Linked DNA regions of Mus musculus: region 1 is linked to region 2. The links are chromatin loops, found by intact Hi-C in ENCODE. Cell type or tissue: gastrocnemius. All regions are shown on one strand. Each heading gives the region's core, and the rest is flanking DNA. Links, peaks and the distances in the headings are about the cores only.

Region 1 (8,339 bases), core at 130-8,129, 510 kb before region 2:
CCTCTGATACAATTCTTAAAATAACTGAAATATGGCAGGACTAAAATCCTGGTGGTGGTGGTGGGGTGGATCTGTTTCTGTCAACTTCAGGCACCTTGTGTCTCTCATCTTGGGTGTCTCCTTTTCTGTTTTTATTGGTACCATCATTATCCAGGAACAGTATATCTTCTCAGTTAAGTATGGAAATTCCCCTGTTCCTCTTTAGCTGCATTTGAAGTTGTACTGTTCTGGGTCATCAGCTAATTGACTTAAGTCTGTCTGAAGCACTGGGCTGTCTGAATGCACCCCCTTCTCTTTGTGTACAGTTGATCCTCTCTCTTGTATGCCCACCAGTGCCTCTAATTATCTTGCTTTAAAGATACACTGTTAATTGTCTACAGCTGTTTGCACAAATTGTTTAAAAAACAACAACAGATCTTTGTTCTCTGATCCCTTGGAGAAAACTTGGTGGTTGATGTTGCTTCTCTTCTCATCTTATATCTGTGGTTAAAAAAGGACCAAATGTGTCTAATTGTACTGTCAGGAGGCAGGTCTGCATGTGTAATAGCCCTGGTCTTCTTTCAAAGGACACTTAGCTTAAACAGTTGTTTTTATGTTCATTGAAAACAATTCACCCACACATCTGCTGGCTGGTTTCTCCCTCAGGATGAAAGCCTGGCTCGCCAGTTGGTGGAGCTAGGCTACCGAGGGACAGGAGAAATCGTGAAAAGGGAAGATTTCGAAGCGAGAAAGGCAGCTATCAATATTGCAAGACAGGCTGAAAGAACGCAGAAAAAGTAAGTGTCCGTGTTGCACATCCAGATGTTACAGACTAGGGTGTCTTTAAAAGTCCAACCTTCCTTGACTATGACAGCCTGGATGTCCTGCTGGGAGCAGAAAGGCTTGAGGTGCCATAACGTTGCACTGAAGGTCAAGAAGCAAAGGCACTGTGGTATGCTTGCGGTAGTGCTGTGTGGGAGGAGTTGGGTCTACTAATTTAAGAGATGCAAATTCCAAAACATGGTCATGATGTCAATAAGGCACGTTATAAAGTAACTCACTAGTACCAGTTTTATGCATTTACACACGAAAAGTATGTGACATTTGCCTTAGAAGTCTTTGTCCTTTCAAGGCATATAAACCTTGGCATTGCTTGTGTTCTTGAACTTTACAAACACTGATTTATGGAAAGACAATAACTGTCACTGGCTTTCGTTACTATGACTACCATAAGGCAATATAAAATGTATTAAGATGGGTCCTTAGGAACCGGGTAGATAGCTCATTTGGTCCAGTGCTAGCTGTAAAAGCATGAAGACTTGCTTGTGTTAGAGCCTCAGACCCCAGATGAGCAACTTGCCACATGCTGTGTGCTTGTAATACTAGTGTTGGGCGGATGGAGACAGACCCCATCCCCGAGACTCACTGGATGGTTAGCTTATCCTAATCTTTGAGTTCTTTTCTTTTTTTTTTCTATTTTTCCTTCCTTCCTTTCTTCCTTCCTTCCTTCCTTCCTTCCCTCCCTTCCTTCCTTCCTTCCTTCCCTTCCCTTTCCTTCCTTCCTTCCTTCCTTCCTTCCTTCCTTCCTTCTTTCTTTCTTTCTTTCTTTCTTTCTTTCTTTCTTTCTTTCTTTCTTTCTTTCTTTCTTTCTCTTCCTTTTTTTGGTTTTTCAAGACAGGGTTTCTCTGTATAGCCCTGGCTGTCCTGGAACTCACTCTGTAGACCAGGCTGGCCTTGAACTCAGAAATCTGCCTGCTCTGCCTCCTGAGTGCTGGGATTAAAGGCGTGCGCCACCATGGCCGGCTAATCTTTGAGTTCTAACCCCACGAGAGACCCAGTCTCACAGGGCCAGGCGTAAGTAACTGAGGAACAACATGTGAGCTTGCCCTCTGGCATCCACATGCACCTGTGCATGTGCACCTGTACACATAGGAGCACACACTTCTACACATACATACACATGTATATACGTGAAGATAGGTAACGGGAAGACATTCTCCTAGGCTGAACTGCCTCAAACTGGTAAGATAGCTTAAAGGGATTGATAAAATAACTGTCTATTTAATTTTTAAAAAGTCCTTAAACTTTAAGCGTTGGAGATGATGAGTCCTTAAAACACTGAATTATTCTCAGATACAATCTTTTAAAAACACTCATTATAAGTAGAAATTTCCCATATGCTCAGAATTAAGTGATCGGAGCAGGAAGTGAACGTACCCTGGGAGAGCGCCATCTTAGATGACCATTCTAGTGGCTACTGTGTTTCCGAACCACCTTACTGTATTTGAATATGTTGATATTCAGCAGAATTTCACAGGACTGGAATCTGCGATTGCTTAGCTGAATGCTTGTCTGAGCCAGGGTCTGAGGCTGAAGCCCAGTCAGTCAGCTTGTAGCTTGTGATTGTTTTCGGATTATGGTCCTTATTTCTTTGTCATTTGTCATCAGGAACGGGTTTTTGCCACAAGAGGTCGTCCATATTCCTTTTCTGTTGTCTTCTTCCCCCGGCAATAGTGGCTCACCCTTTAACTCCGACCTGGTGGGGAAAGTTCTCTCCTTTAGTGACTCCTGTGATGATAGTGGGCCTAGCTAGATGACCCAGGCTCATCTCAGGCAGGCCTAGCTAGATGACCCAGGCTCATCCTGGAACTCAGAAATCCGCCTGCCTCTGCCTCCCAAGTGCTGGGATTAAAGTCATGGGCCACCACGCCCGGCTGGGAATGATCATTCTTGAAGGAAACTTGTACCCATTACAGGAAATTCATGCAGCTCTCAGTAACTTACACACAGTTGTCCACTTAAGTCTCTAGTTTTATAATTCATAACTATTCAAGTTTTGTATGTAGGGTTGTGTATGTCTTATACAAGACATCAGAGAGACGGACAGAGACAGAGAATTTATTTATATTTATATGCCATTTTTATAAGATATATAAAGTATTTCATATTGAGATGTGTTGGCCATGTTTAAAGTTTAAATTCTGTCTGTGTCACACATCCATTTTGTGTTTGACTATAAAAGTGGATTTTTTTTTCCCTATGTGACAGTCTCTTTAACTGTCCGGAGCTGGAAGTCATCAGGGTACTCAAGTGCCAGTCTAGGAAGGGGGAGGCCAGTCCCCACCCAGAGCTTCTAGGAAAGGAAGGTCCTTTCATCTGCGATCTCTTCTGGTTGTCTTTGTTATGGATGCTTCCCATATGTTGCCTTCTGTCCCACGTGTTGTTCTTTTTTCTGCAAAATCGACTTTAGTGTTGTTGACAGCAGGGCCAGCAGAGGGCGCCCGAGAGCCAAGACTATTTGCTTAAGATAACTTTGGTCATATACTTGGTTGACTGCAAACTGTACCAAGTTAGAGATCAGATATAGTGTGCTCACCCACGTCTTTACCCTGCTGATGACAGGCTCCAACGTGTCACTGTGCTCCTGGTTTAGCAATTGTAGGATGGCCATTTGTAGATGTGTAGATTTCATTTATAATAATTCTTCATAGGAAAAAAGAGATATAAGTTAAATAAAGCCGGAAGGGATATTTTTGCGAGGGGAGTCACAGGAGAAGGAAAAATTTGACAAAAAAATTTTGAGTGTTTAATCGTGTGCAAATATTCATAGATAGCCGTGTGCATTAGGGACTATGCCAGGTTCTGGGACTACAGTAGAGTCAAAGACTTGCTTACTGCTCTCGAGGAGTTTGAAGGCTAGGTGAATAAAATTAAATCACTGGTTGGAATGGAAAATGGAAAACAGCTTGGCAATTTTTCAAAAAAAAAAAAATTAAACAGATTCTTACCATATGGCCCAGCAATTTTGCTCCTAAGATTATCCCCAAGGGAACCGAAAACACGGGCAGGTAAGTACTGAAACATGGACGCTGAAAGCTGCGTTATTCATAGTCTCGTCAAAGGGGGAGGGGGGCAATCCTAATGCCTAATAACTGATAAGTGGCTAAAAATGCGGCATAGAAGTGTAACTGGGCATTATTCAGTTATAAAAATATAACGTGCTTTTCTGTGCTCCAGCACCGATAAACTATGAGATCGAAAGGGCCAACGCAAGGAACTGCGCTCAGAAGCCCGCCTGTGCCCTGAGGGAGGCGGCCTCACAGGCTCGGGCGTTTGGATATTGGTTCCCGGGTGGGGGCGCTCTATGTGGAGGCATAGGAATTGTGGCCTCGTTGGAGGAAATATGGCCCTGGGAGTGGGTTCTAACACTGCCATCAAAGCTATAACCACACCCATAGCCTCTCGTAGCTATTATTATTATTATTATTATTATTGTTGTTGTTTTTATTATTGTTATTATTATTATACATGTGTACCCTCCCATACAGCTTCTGTCTTAATAAGCACTGAAAATGTCGCGGAGTGGCGGCAGACACTTGTACACCCGTACTTGTAGCTTTGCAGAAGACAGAGGCAGAAGGATAGCCCACAAGCTTGAGAATGGCCTGGGCGGTATGATGTGATCCAATCGCAAAGTCAAAGTACTAGAGTCAGCGACCTGGCTCAGCAAGTAAGGGCGCTGACCGGCAAGACCGGTTATGTGATGCGATCTGTAAGACCCACATGGAGAACTGACTTCTATAAGTTATCCTCTGATCCCCACATAAGGGCCCCGGCATGTACCCCTCCACAACCCTGTAAATACTTGAAATGTAACAAGAATTAGTCCTCCCCTCCCACAGTACCCGGGAAGCTGTCTTCCTGTGACAGACAGAAATAATGGCTACCTTTCTCTTAGCTTCTGGTTATTTATAAACACTGCAATGTTTTAAAACTCAAAACTGAAAATCTGTAACTATTAAATGTTGCTAGGTGTGTGGTACACAATGTTAATTCAGACCTTTGGGAAGTAAGGCTTCCTCCATTTCTAGTTCACTTTCTGTGTCATGATTGCTGTTCAAAATGTGAGTCCTCAGCTCACTGCTCCTGCCTGCAAACCTTCAGGTCTGCCATCGGCGACTCTAACCGTCTGGAATGTAAGCCCAAGTAAACACTTTCCTTTGTCATGGTGTTCTATCACAGCAATAGAAAAGCAACAAATACAACCATAAATTGTATGATTTAGCTTACAGAAGATGCCCAGAATAGGTGAATCCATGAGACAAGCAGATTCATAGTCGTCAGAGGATTGGAGGAAGGATTGCAGACGGCTGCTACTGTAGTGAGGGACCTACCATTTGTGGGGGATAAAATACGCAGATAGGAACTGCAATGCTTGCATTATTTTAAAATACATTCAAAGCTGTGCCTACAAACTGAACACCTTTATAGTATTATTTAATTTTAATTTTATGTGTATGCCTGCTTTTGCCTACATGCATATCTATATACTGTGTGCATGCCTGGTCCTCATGGAGACCAGAAGAAGGTGTGAGGTCCCCTGTAACTGAAGTTACAGATTGTTATAAGCCTTCCAGTGGGTGCTGGGAAGGAACCCAGTGCTTTGAACCACTGATCTATCCCTCTAGGCCATTTATAATGCATATTTATACCAATAAAGAGATAATTATGAAACTGCCTTATGACCCAGCTCTATCACTTTTTGGGCACATAACCAAAGATGATGCTATGCCACAGAGACACCTGCATATCCATATCACAGTTGGTAGGGAATGGAATCAGAGTTGTGCATGAAATACTGAATGGGAGATAAACGTGTGATATATGTATACAATGGAATTCTGTTCATGTGCAAGGAAAAATGAAATCAAAATCTTCAGAGGCATAGCTGGAACTGGAAACATAATTATACAGAGTGAGGTTCCCCAGGTCCAGAAGGACCACAGTACATAAGGGATCCCAACTCAATCTTCAGTTCTCTTTACTGAACCCCGGGGTATTCCTGGAAGCCACAAAACTGGGAAGGGGACAGAACTGTCTTCAAGAAGGGCAGGCAGTGGAGCATAGGCGAAAGAAATATAGAGAAGGGAATATTCTGGTTGGAAGCTTTAAGCAGGGAAGGCACGAGAGGGTGGGAGATGAAGGTAGTGGAGAGGAGTCACCAAAACCAAGAGGGAATGGAAATGTCACATCCCTTACATTGCTCCTCTACAAAACACCAGAGAGGTGGAGATGGGTCACCTACATGGCCAGAGAACATTGATCCTAGCAACAATGGATCATTAGACAATTCTCTGTCCCAGGTGTGAGATAACCTCCACAGGAGTTGGTCAGGAATCCAGGGCCCCCCAAATAAGTTCTCTTCTTAGATTATTGAGACAAAGTCTTACAACATTGCCCAGACTGATCTCTTGTATAGTAGGAATTATTTAATTTCAACCTAGGCTTTCTACTCCACCTTTATACCATTTAGTTCCCAGATTAAAACAAAAAACAAAAAACCAGACTCAACCTTTATATTTACACTAAGCCTTAACCAGCACAAGAGCTCCTTAGATCCTTTCGATGTTGCTGAGATCTACTTTCTATTGATAACCCTGAGTCATATTACTTACTTTATTTCATCTGGGCTACTCTTAACTCTAATTGACTAGCCCTCAGGGACACGTTCTCTTTACTCCTAACCCACGGTGGCTTCTCCTTCCTCCTCCTGTCTTCTTCATCCCCCAACATGGTACCTCTCCCACCCCAAACCCTTTAGACCTAAACCCCACCTATATTTCTTCTGCTCAGCTATTGGCTGTCAGCACCATAATTTACCAATCAGAAATAACTTGGGGGCAGCATCACAGGAGCCATGTGCAGACTCCAGGTCTTGGGGTCCTGCACTTAGCATTACAGGAGACAGAAAAAGACAAAGCCTCAACACGGTTGTGTAGTGCAGTGGTGATAGAGACACAGGCCACCATGCCTGACTAGACGTCCATTTTTTCTACATTCATTTATTTATTTATTTATTTGTTTGTTTGTTTGTTTGTTTATTTGTGTGTGTGTGTGTGTGTAACCACTGTGCACACATGCCATTACACATGTGTGGGGATCACAGGACCACTTGCACATGTTGCGTCTCTTCCACCAGGTGGCCACAGGGATTGACCTCAGATCCTCTGGCTTGCAGTCAGGTGTGTTCCACGCTGAGCTGTCTCGCCACTCCTCAAATAGACTTGTACTTAAATTTTAATCCCTATACTTAGATTAAATTTTCCAAACTTACACTATTATGGCTTTTTCAACTCTTTATTTATTGTCTTTTCCTTTACCTGTGGATGTTGAGATTTGTAAATGTGCAGATAGGTGGTGGATATAGTTGTGACAGTCTTCATTTGTGAAAAACGAGACAGTAGACCAATGTGAGTGCATCTTGTGTGATGTAGTGTTAAGTACTGGTTATATTATAGATATGGTTTGCTGACGTGCCAAACTGGAGAATTCTGTACATGTTTTAATTTTGTTTTCTGCTCACGGCCATGGATGAAATACTATTTTCTCTGTTTTAGAGATGGAAATCTAAACACACAGAGTTTATGGAGTTGACTCTAAGAGAGGCCAGAAGCAAGACGAAAGCTCAGAGCAGCTGGTGACAGAGCCTAAATTCTTAACAACCACACTCTTTGGCTTCGAATACTAAAATACGATGTTAGATGCTACAGCTTCAGGACTCGGGCTCCTCCTCAGACATTATCCCACTAGTCGAAGTTATTAAGTCACAGGACCAAACCAGTGTTTGTGGGAGTTGCAGGCATTGAGTCCCTCCCGATGACACTGTCTCTGGAGAGGATGGGGTGAGATGCATGTCTACCTCTGACAGTCTAAGTAGTCAGATAATTCACTCCACACAGCAGACGGGACAATGGGGTTTTGATGACCTGGCATCCATGACCTTAGCAGGTTTGCTTTCACACAGTATTAGATCGGGTTTGAAAAGGTGCAGGTGTGTTTTGGTAGCTTTCTCTCTAAGTAGTGAATTTGTAGCATTAGCAGAAATGTTTTTGCACCTGGAATTGGACAGTGATAACAAACTTTCCCAAGCTAAGAATAAATTAAGACTAACATTTAACTTTTTTTCCTGTAATTTAAAAATGTTTGAATTATAAATAGTTTTGGAAAAACCCACAGCAATAAATAAATAAAATTTGTTTACATAGGTGCTGTAAAACCATTTCCTTTAATGGAGATTGCTCCTTGTGAGGAGTTAGTAATCTTAAAAGAAAAAGACTAGAATATAGGAAATTATTTTTCCGTAGATTCCAAGGGTTTAGAGTGATTCTGGTCTTGTAACTTGCCTCTTTATTCCCACACTAACTGCCAGCTCTGGTTTTGTCCCTCTGGAGCCTAACCCTCATCCTGAAGTAGACTCCTTAAGCTGGCTTTCTTTCTGCCTCATGCAAACCATGCTGGAAGCTGGTTTTTGTTTTGATCGATCCCTGTGTAGGGGCTCTCAGTAGAGGTCTCCCAAGATG
Region 2 (8,339 bases), core at 270-8,269:
ACAGAGCTAATTTCAAAACCCTTTCTTTCTAGTGGCCTAATCTTATTGCATAAAAGAAAACTTCACAGAAAGGGGTCTCTGGAAGGTATTTATAAAATTGAGGCGCCAAGGTCAAACGAGATGAAAAGAATGAACAGTGTGGGGCCTATCTGTCCCTTTAAGGGCTGTTCTCCCCTTAAAAGAGCATTTTTTTTTTCTTTTTTCCCCAAAAGAACCTTCTGAGAGTTATGGCCCTAGGATATCTAGTTGGAAAAACACTGGGTTAAAAGCATCCTAATTTACCATAAAAGTAGATCTGCAAAATTCAGTGAGTGGCATGCTGTGCACAGGCTGGGCTCTCCCCTCACAGGGCTAGGGGGTGGGGTTACGAGACTGCATCATCACTTCTTAGATGTGGGTCCATTTGGCACCACCCTATCTTCTTTTCTCCAGGTTATAAACTTCTTTAACTGCAGAGTCTCTGACTTTGCATTTCGTCTCCTCCTCCTCTGGATTAGTTTTCTTTCAATGTTTTCTTCCCTGTGGTTGATTTTTGTTTGTTTTATAGACAGCATAATAGCTTGAAAGGGAAAAGTTATCTTATTTGTGGAGCAATACAGTAGTGGGGGTAAATACCACCTCACCAGTCTTTGGGTCTACATTCAGAAACATTCACTCAAGATCTCTCTCAAGTCTTTTATTTACCTCCAGTGTACGCCATATTTAACAGAAATGCTATCGCATCCATTGGCTGTGATATAACCATATTTCTGTGACACACTATGGGACAGAACTTTTATAGCCAAACTTTGATGATTTTCCCCTTTTGTTGGATTTGCAAATCCTGGTAGTTAGTGTCTTCATCATTTTACTGTGGTAGCAGTATCAGAAAGTTTGATTTCTTATGGTTACGTTAGGAATTATGTCATTAACCAGGATTTGAGGGGGGGAGAGAGAGAGGAGGAGAAGGCAGAAGGCATGTGTTGTATGTGTGAGAGAATGCTATGGCATATCTAGGTACCCTTGCAAACTAGATGAGGGTGTCAAATATCTTGGAACTGGAGTGTTGAGAAGATGAACCATCTGCCCTCCAAAGGCTGGCTGGTCAGGTTTCTTTCCTTTTAAACCCATTAGTCACAAACACTCTACAGGTGAGAAAGACAGACATGCAGTTCCCATAACCTTCCTCCACCAGGGAGAAAGTCACTTTCCAAAGAGAAGCTCACCATAGTACAAGTATTTCCTTTGTCCACTTCAGTGTCACTAAAAGAGCTGAATGGGACACAAGATAGAGTAGGAACCCACATTTCAGTGAGAGTTGGTTATCTGAATCCCAAACACTCCGGGGTCACTCCAGAGCAGTGTCCCTCGGGGCTCAGAAGCTCCCACACTCCAGACGAAAGCACAGACCCAAGCTCTAACCCCATAACTTGCTTCAGAAGGTCCAGTGGGCTACAGAAACCTCTTGATGAGGTGATTGCTGCTGAGCCATGCCCCACAGCAGAACACTAACCAGCCTCAAGAAATCTATTAGAAAGCATCTTTGCAACCCTGCTTTGCTCAGCAGCCAAGGGTAAGACAGAACTAGCCGCTTGCTGAAAAATGGGTTTGGAATAGCATGGGTTGTACTGTAAGGTGAGCTCCCTGTGTCCACAACCTCCCACAATGCCCTGTGCTCACCAATATGTACTTATTCCCAATGTTTGAGGTGCGTTCGTGCTTCATGTGAAACCAGGATGAAGACGCTTCTGAAACATCTGAAGACTATCCCAGGTTTCTAAGCTCATCCTGTATCTTTACATCGACTTTGTCAATGGAGTTGCCCTCTGTTTTTCTGAGAGACAGACCCTGGCTTGGTTTGCCAGCTCCACAGATGAGAAGTGAAGACTAGCAGTGTTAGAGAGACTAGCAGCGTAGCCAAGAACGGGGTTCAAACCTAGCTCTTCGGCTTAGCCAACGGAAAAAGAAGAGCTTCCTCTTGGAGAAAAGTCCTTTAGCTCAACTCAGCAGCTACACTCAGGCCAGTCCTCATGTGAACTCGCCATGGGGCGGAAGGCAAATGGGTGATAGCATATCACACCCTAGCTGCCTAAAACAAGAGAGCTGTAGAACAACAAATCTTCACACACACACACAAACATACACACACATACATATACACATACATACTTATAAACATACACATACATATAAACATATACACACATACACACATATATACATATAAACATACAAACACATAACCATATACACATACATACACATACACACTTATAAACATGCACACACATATAAACATATATACACATACACACATATATACATACACACATATAAACAAAAGAGAGAAATTTTTAAAAAGAGGATTAGCTGAAGTTAGTAATAGAGGGTGATAATTTTGCCCAAGCACTTTAAGTGTTAGTGTTTCCAGTCTAGCCAAGGCTACTGTTGCCCTGAGAAGAAGAACATGAAGTAGCCTGAAGGAGGAGTCAACAAACACACCAGGGTCATTTCATTCACGAGGCTATTTTAGATAGATGAAAAAGAAATCTCTGCCTTGAAAAATAGCCACTTGGTCCCTCAGGGAGGCTTCGACAGAAACGTTGTATCCAAGTTGCTTGCCTCTCTCTCACACCTGCAGAGGGTTTCACCCTAGTGGGTGTGCTAAAGTGCGAGAGAAGGGAGCCAGGGTTTACTTACCTCGTCAGCCTTTGGAAGGCAGGGTTTCTATCTCATTTTGCTGTTTTGGGGAACCTGCCATAGTTTTCTGTGGGCTTTCCCACAGACTGGGGGGGACCTGCCACAGTTTGCCCTCTGGCTTGAACTTAAATGCACAGTGTTTAAGTTGCAAGATCAGAAAAGAGAGTAGCAAAGCCAAGAAGCCCGTCTTTAAAAACAAAGTAGCCTTAAAATAATTCCCAGTAGGGCATGCTATCACTAACATAGAAAATGAGAATATTCTACTTCATAAAATAGCTGCTCTAAATCATTCTTCCTTTAAAAAAAAATGAACAGGAAGGGAAAAGTAGAGGGTCCTCAGACTAAGAATGGTTTGTAGCAGCTTTGGGGGATTGGAACTTACTTGACAAACTCTTCACTTTGGTGTTAAGTAGAGGACACTTGAACTTGGTCAGTTTAACAGTTGTCTATCTGACAAATTGAACAAATGATCCTCAGTGCATAGGTGATACAGAGTGTAAATCTAAGCAATGCGTGTTCAAGGAGTCGCAGGACCTGTCTGCTCCCTTCCCTGGGGAGTTCACAGTCTGGGAATGCCCTTGGGTGGAGGCTCTGGCACATAAATAATTAGTGAACAGTTTTCCATTCTAGGAACACATGCATTATCTCATCTTTGGTTGATGTTTTGATTCTCTGGACACAGAGCATGGCTGTTTGGGGATGCCACAAAACTTAAGCATTTGACTGAGTCTTCAAAACAACATAGAATGTCATGCTTCATGTTCGATTCAGAGCCCCTGTCAGGAAGAGGAAGGCAGCCTGGAGAAGTGAGGCCTAAGTTAACAGCAGAGGACAGTCAGCCAGTGACTTCTGTGCACTGTCCCTACCTGCACCCCCACCCCAGGCATTGGACCTTTCCAGCAACTCAACGTCCCTTGGAGAAAGAAACAGAGAGTGGGTGTGGAGACCTGTGCTTGGTTACATATTTTCAGTATGACTGAAAGGCTTTTTCCCTCCTTCCTGGGGATTTAGCTAGTCATCAAGCTTTCATTTAGCCTATTTGCTTTAAAATTAGACTTTGCACAGAAAGCTTTCCATTGTATCTGCTCATTCCCTTTGAAGCCGTTCTATGTCGGTCAGTAGGATCAGGAACTTCCTTTACCTAACTCCTGAGATACTGTCTCAGCTACTCCCAGAGGGTGACTGAACAAAAGGGGGGGGCAAAATGGTCCTGAGACCCCCTAAATTGGAGCCTAATTACAAGCTCCCTCGAATTAGAGTCCACTCCCTAAGTTCAATTTTGGTTTTGCTTTTCAGATAGAGACAGAAAGGCATCTTCCATCTTTATTTAATGATCAGACCCCTTAGAAAGATCACTGCAAGCTGGGCATGGTGGCTCACACCTTTAATCCCAGCACTCAGGAGACAGAGGCAGGTAATTTCTGAGTTTGAGACCAGCCTGGTCTACAAAGTGAGTTCCAGGACAGCCAGGGGAACACAGAGAAACCCTGTCTCGAACCGCCCCCCTCAATAAAAAAGAAAGATCACTGCATGGAACAGGCAACCCCAGCTCCCCTTTCCAACAGTTGATAAAACCTCTATATTCCTTTTACACAGCAGAATAAAAAGCACTTAATGAATTCTGCCTTACCTGAAATTTAGGAAGGCAGAGAGCAAACCATGGCCCTGTCGGCATGGAGCTCGCCTTGTCAGGAACGAATCATGAAGAGTGATCACAGAGACAGGGTCCTAGCCAAGGGAATGGATTGTTAAGATAAGCTTGTCTTTGCTTTCAAGGGAAAACAAAAAACAAAAACATCTCAGCCCTGGGTGGAGGAGGTAGGTGGAGGAGCTTATCTGGCTTGCTCAAGACCCTCGGTTCATGCTCGAGCACAGAAAGCCTCCTTCCAGTTCTCAGAAATGATTTAAAGTCAGAACACAAGGTCGGAAATGGCAACACTGACCAAAATGCAGTGGCGAGGAAAATTGAACTTGTTCTGAGTTGCCACCAAATAGAATGAAAATGGCGCCACCTATTGGTAGCTGTATTTTTGTTAAAAAAAAAAAAAAAAAAAAAAAAAAGCCTCCATCTCACCGTCTTCTCTGTGGAAAGAAACCTGTTGTGTTTTTGCTGTTTCCCAAGAGTACTAAGACTAAGAGGTTCTCTGGTTCATGAAAACCCTCCGCCACAGTGTGAGGACTCTCCAATAGCAGTAGACTTGCGACTGCCTTCCCGAATGCCCCATAGACGCTCCGCAGTTAAGTCAGAGTCATGACTTATATGAATTTGGAACCAGATTGCATGCAGCTAGGACTCTCAGATACCAGTCTCACCTGTAGCACTGGAAAGGCATGTCTTTCTGAAGCCTCTCACATAATCAAAAACAATTCTTGGGGTTGGGGAGATGGCTTAGAGATTAAAAATTGTATCCTGCTCTTGGATAGGATTGGAGTTTGCTTCTTAGCTCATCCCTTCCCTCTAACCTGGTGACTCACAACTCCTAGCTCCAGGGGGATCTTAAGCCCCTCTTAAAAGATGTAGTTATTGCTCCTCAGCAATGAAGCATCTCTCTATAGCACATGGTGACCATTGCAGAGCTACAACTAGACACAGTGAGGAGATCAGTAGATCACGGAGATCCCAACCCCAGCGGATATATATGTTACATGGCTCCCACATCCATTTCTCATGCAACATTGTGGAAAAGGAGGAAGAACATTTATAGAAGCCAGAAAGCCAGGAGATCTTCTATTAGAAGTGGGCTGCACACACAAGGTCTAAATAATAACAGTGTCAATATATCTGATCACACCAAAGGGAGAGCATTTTACTGATGTCACAGGGTCCACCCCTAGACAAGAACTATGGGGAACTAATGACTGCTGAGAGAGGGTGGGGATAAACCTCTCCCAAGAATATGCTCCCTAATCAATTATCCAACACAACATGATCAGTCCTGAAAACACATGGACGTGCGCGCACACGTGCACATGCGCACACACACCAAAGATGGACTCATGGACTCAGCGGATTGTATTTATATATTTGTATGGTGTGTGTGTGTGTGTGTGTGTGTGTGTGTGTGTGTGTGTGTGTGTGTGTTGCATAATCAAAGGAAAAGAGAAGAATATCATTTTGAAAGGGGGGGTGTCTTAGTTATGGTTACCATTGCTGTGATGAAACATTATGTCGAAAGCAACCTGGGAAGGGGAGGATTTATTTGGCTCCGTCATCAAGGAAGTTACGACAGGAACTCAAACAGAACAGGAACCTAAGGGCCTGAGCTGATGCAGAAGCCATGGCAGGGGCTGTTCACTGATTTGCTCCCCATGGCTTGCTCAGCCTGCTTTCTTACAGAACCCAGGACCGCTAGCCTTGGAATGGCCCCATCCATATGAGCTGGGCTCTCTCTTATCACTAAATAAGAAAGTGCTGTACAGTGCTGCCTACAGCCAAATCTTTTTGGTTTTTTTGTTTGTTTGTTTTTTCGAGACAGGGTTTCTCTGTATAGCCCTGGCTGTCCTGGAGCTCACTTTGTAGACCAGGCTGGCCTCGAACTCAGAAATCCGCCTGCCTCTGCCTCCCGAGTGCCGGGATTAAAGGCGTGTGCCACCACGCCCGGCTCTACAGCCCAATCTTATGGAGACATTTTTTTTTAATTAATATGTCTTCCTCTCAGATAAGTTTAGCCTATGTTGAGTTGACCTAAACCTATCCAGCAGAAGAGGACATGAGAAAGAGTTGAATGGAGGGGGAACTGAAGGGGTTGGAGAAAGGAAGTGTTGGGGGAGAGTGATACAGTTCTATTTTAATTTAACATATATTCTAATGGTGAGGTGCCTCCATGGTTAAGAAAACTGACTTCTGTTCCAGGGGACCCAGGAATTGCTTACAACTGTCCTTAAGTAGTTCCAGGGTATCTGAAGCCCTCTTATGGACTCATAGGCACCAGGCATACAACATGGTGCCTAGGCACACATGGAGACAAAATAGCCACGCATGTAAAATAAAGTTAGATGAATGTTAACATTTGAAAAGGTATTTAATTAAAAATTAAAAGAGAGCAAACAATTCTTGCGTAACTGTCAGTCCATGTGTTCTTTCTCCTTGTCAGATATTCTTATTTATTCAATCTGAAGCTGGGGTGTGCTTCCTAACCCCTTCATCTCCAGGACTTTCTCAGTTACTTTTCTCCACCTCAGTAATTTAGACGAGGACCAGGATTAAGAACGATGCTGCGTGTGCATGTGCTGGGTGCAGTATGCAGTTGGTACTTGCTGCTAGGCAACTGTAAGTGTGAGAGCTAATTTTGTAAGCTAATGAGGTCCATCTTTTTTTTTTTTTTTTTTTTACTCATAGTACAATGTCGTTGACACTTAGAAAAGTGTTAAAGTCCATTTTAAATTTGTGATTAGAAATTTAAATCCATGTGTCTGCCTACTTAAGAACACAAGAGTGGATATTACAATACTTTCCTCTCACTGATATTCAAACTTAGATACCTAAGCGTATAAGGAAAATTGTACAGGAACCGCGGATAAATAGAAAAGCATGCAAAATTCCTAATTTTTTTTTCATTTCACAAAAACAATTATTTGAACTTTAGATGGGGTGGCCTAGGTCTACAGTCCTAGCACTTCAGAGGCTGAGACAGGAGGCCTACTGTGTGTGTCTAGTGTGAAACCAAGTTCAAGTCTAGCCTGAGATGTAGTTTGAGATCCTAGTGCAATAAAAGTATTTGGAAAGTTAAATTACTTTAAGATCTAAAAGGAGAAAAAGTCAGAAAGTAAATGCTTAGTAATTGCCTTGAATTTCTCATAGGGAGAATTTATCTCTCTCTTTAAAAATTTTATGCTTACAATTTCATAACATATATAATGAATTTTAGTAATTTTTACCCCAAGTTATTCTGTCTTGTCTCCCTTCTTTCTACCACTGAACCCCTTCTTACCAGCTTTTAAGAATTTCTTTCATGGCCATAGTTGGAGGTTCTTTGCCAGTGTTTATATGACACTTAACTATTGCTATATACTCATGTGTTCAACCCCATGAAACTCTTTAGTATATGCGTGTAATATGTTGCATTCTTGTCTGTATGAGGCCTTTGACATCCAGGGAGTACCGTATACTTCCAGCATGTATCAGTTAGACACAACCTTCCCAGACATTGGTTAGCTGCTGTTTAATGAGCCTGTGTGCTGAGTCCGCTATGGGAACTCTTGTCATGAACCCTCACCATAGCTCTGTAGAAGGCAATGTGAGAATTCCGACAGTCAATTGAGACTGAAGGTTGGAGATGGGGGTGGCGGAAAGAAGCAAGAGGAGCTTACCAAGTGCGATTATGACACCCCATCCTTGAGCGCTCATCCATCCCAGGCTAGTGTGTTTGTGGGTAACCGTTCATTGCCACATACAAGAAATAGGGTGTGTTCTCCTTCTTGCTTTTTAAATACCCCTCAGCTGTGTGGAGTTTGGGGAAATGTGTATGCTGTGGCGACTGGGCTGAATTACGGGCAGAGCCCCTGGACAGCCTGATGCCGCGGCTTTGTTACAGAGGTCTGTAAGATATTACCCCAGTGTCATGGATCATACGAATGTGTACAAATGGCAGTTTTCTCCTTTGCTTCACACAAAGTTAAAAATGAGCAAAATATGTTTCCCATTGCATTTCCCCCGCGCT

Evidence for each region. Hi-C counts contacts between places; a loop is a spot of excess contacts. Peaks named below come from ENCODE experiments on the same cell type or tissue, not always from the same donor. Only the 100,000 strongest peaks of a DNase experiment are listed, where the experiment ranks them.
Region 1: a loop joins it to region 2, with 15 times the contacts of the local background. A loop is called at or near these places in 35 of 42 quality-filtered maps.

Annotation. Positions count from the first base shown.
Region 1 is chr5:98,345,587-98,353,925 of GRCm38, forward strand. It overlaps Cfap299 (cilia and flagella associated protein 299), which reads left to right. Exons shown (of 6, transcript NM_001024614.1): 2 at 646-776. Among named protein-coding and RNA genes, the nearest start is that of Cfap299, 20 kb to the left of the region's middle. In gastrocnemius, for the core only: no CTCF peak of the experiment used is centred there; DNase peaks (open chromatin) are centred at 3,252 and 4,087.
Region 2 is chr5:98,859,471-98,867,809 of GRCm38, forward strand. The region is part of intron 1 of Bmp3 (bone morphogenetic protein 3); the gene reads left to right. Among named protein-coding and RNA genes, the nearest start is that of Gm34563, 9.1 kb to the left of the region's middle. In gastrocnemius, for the core only: CTCF peaks have their summits at 4,689 (motif pointing left) and 4,890; a DNase peak (open chromatin) is centred at 4,621.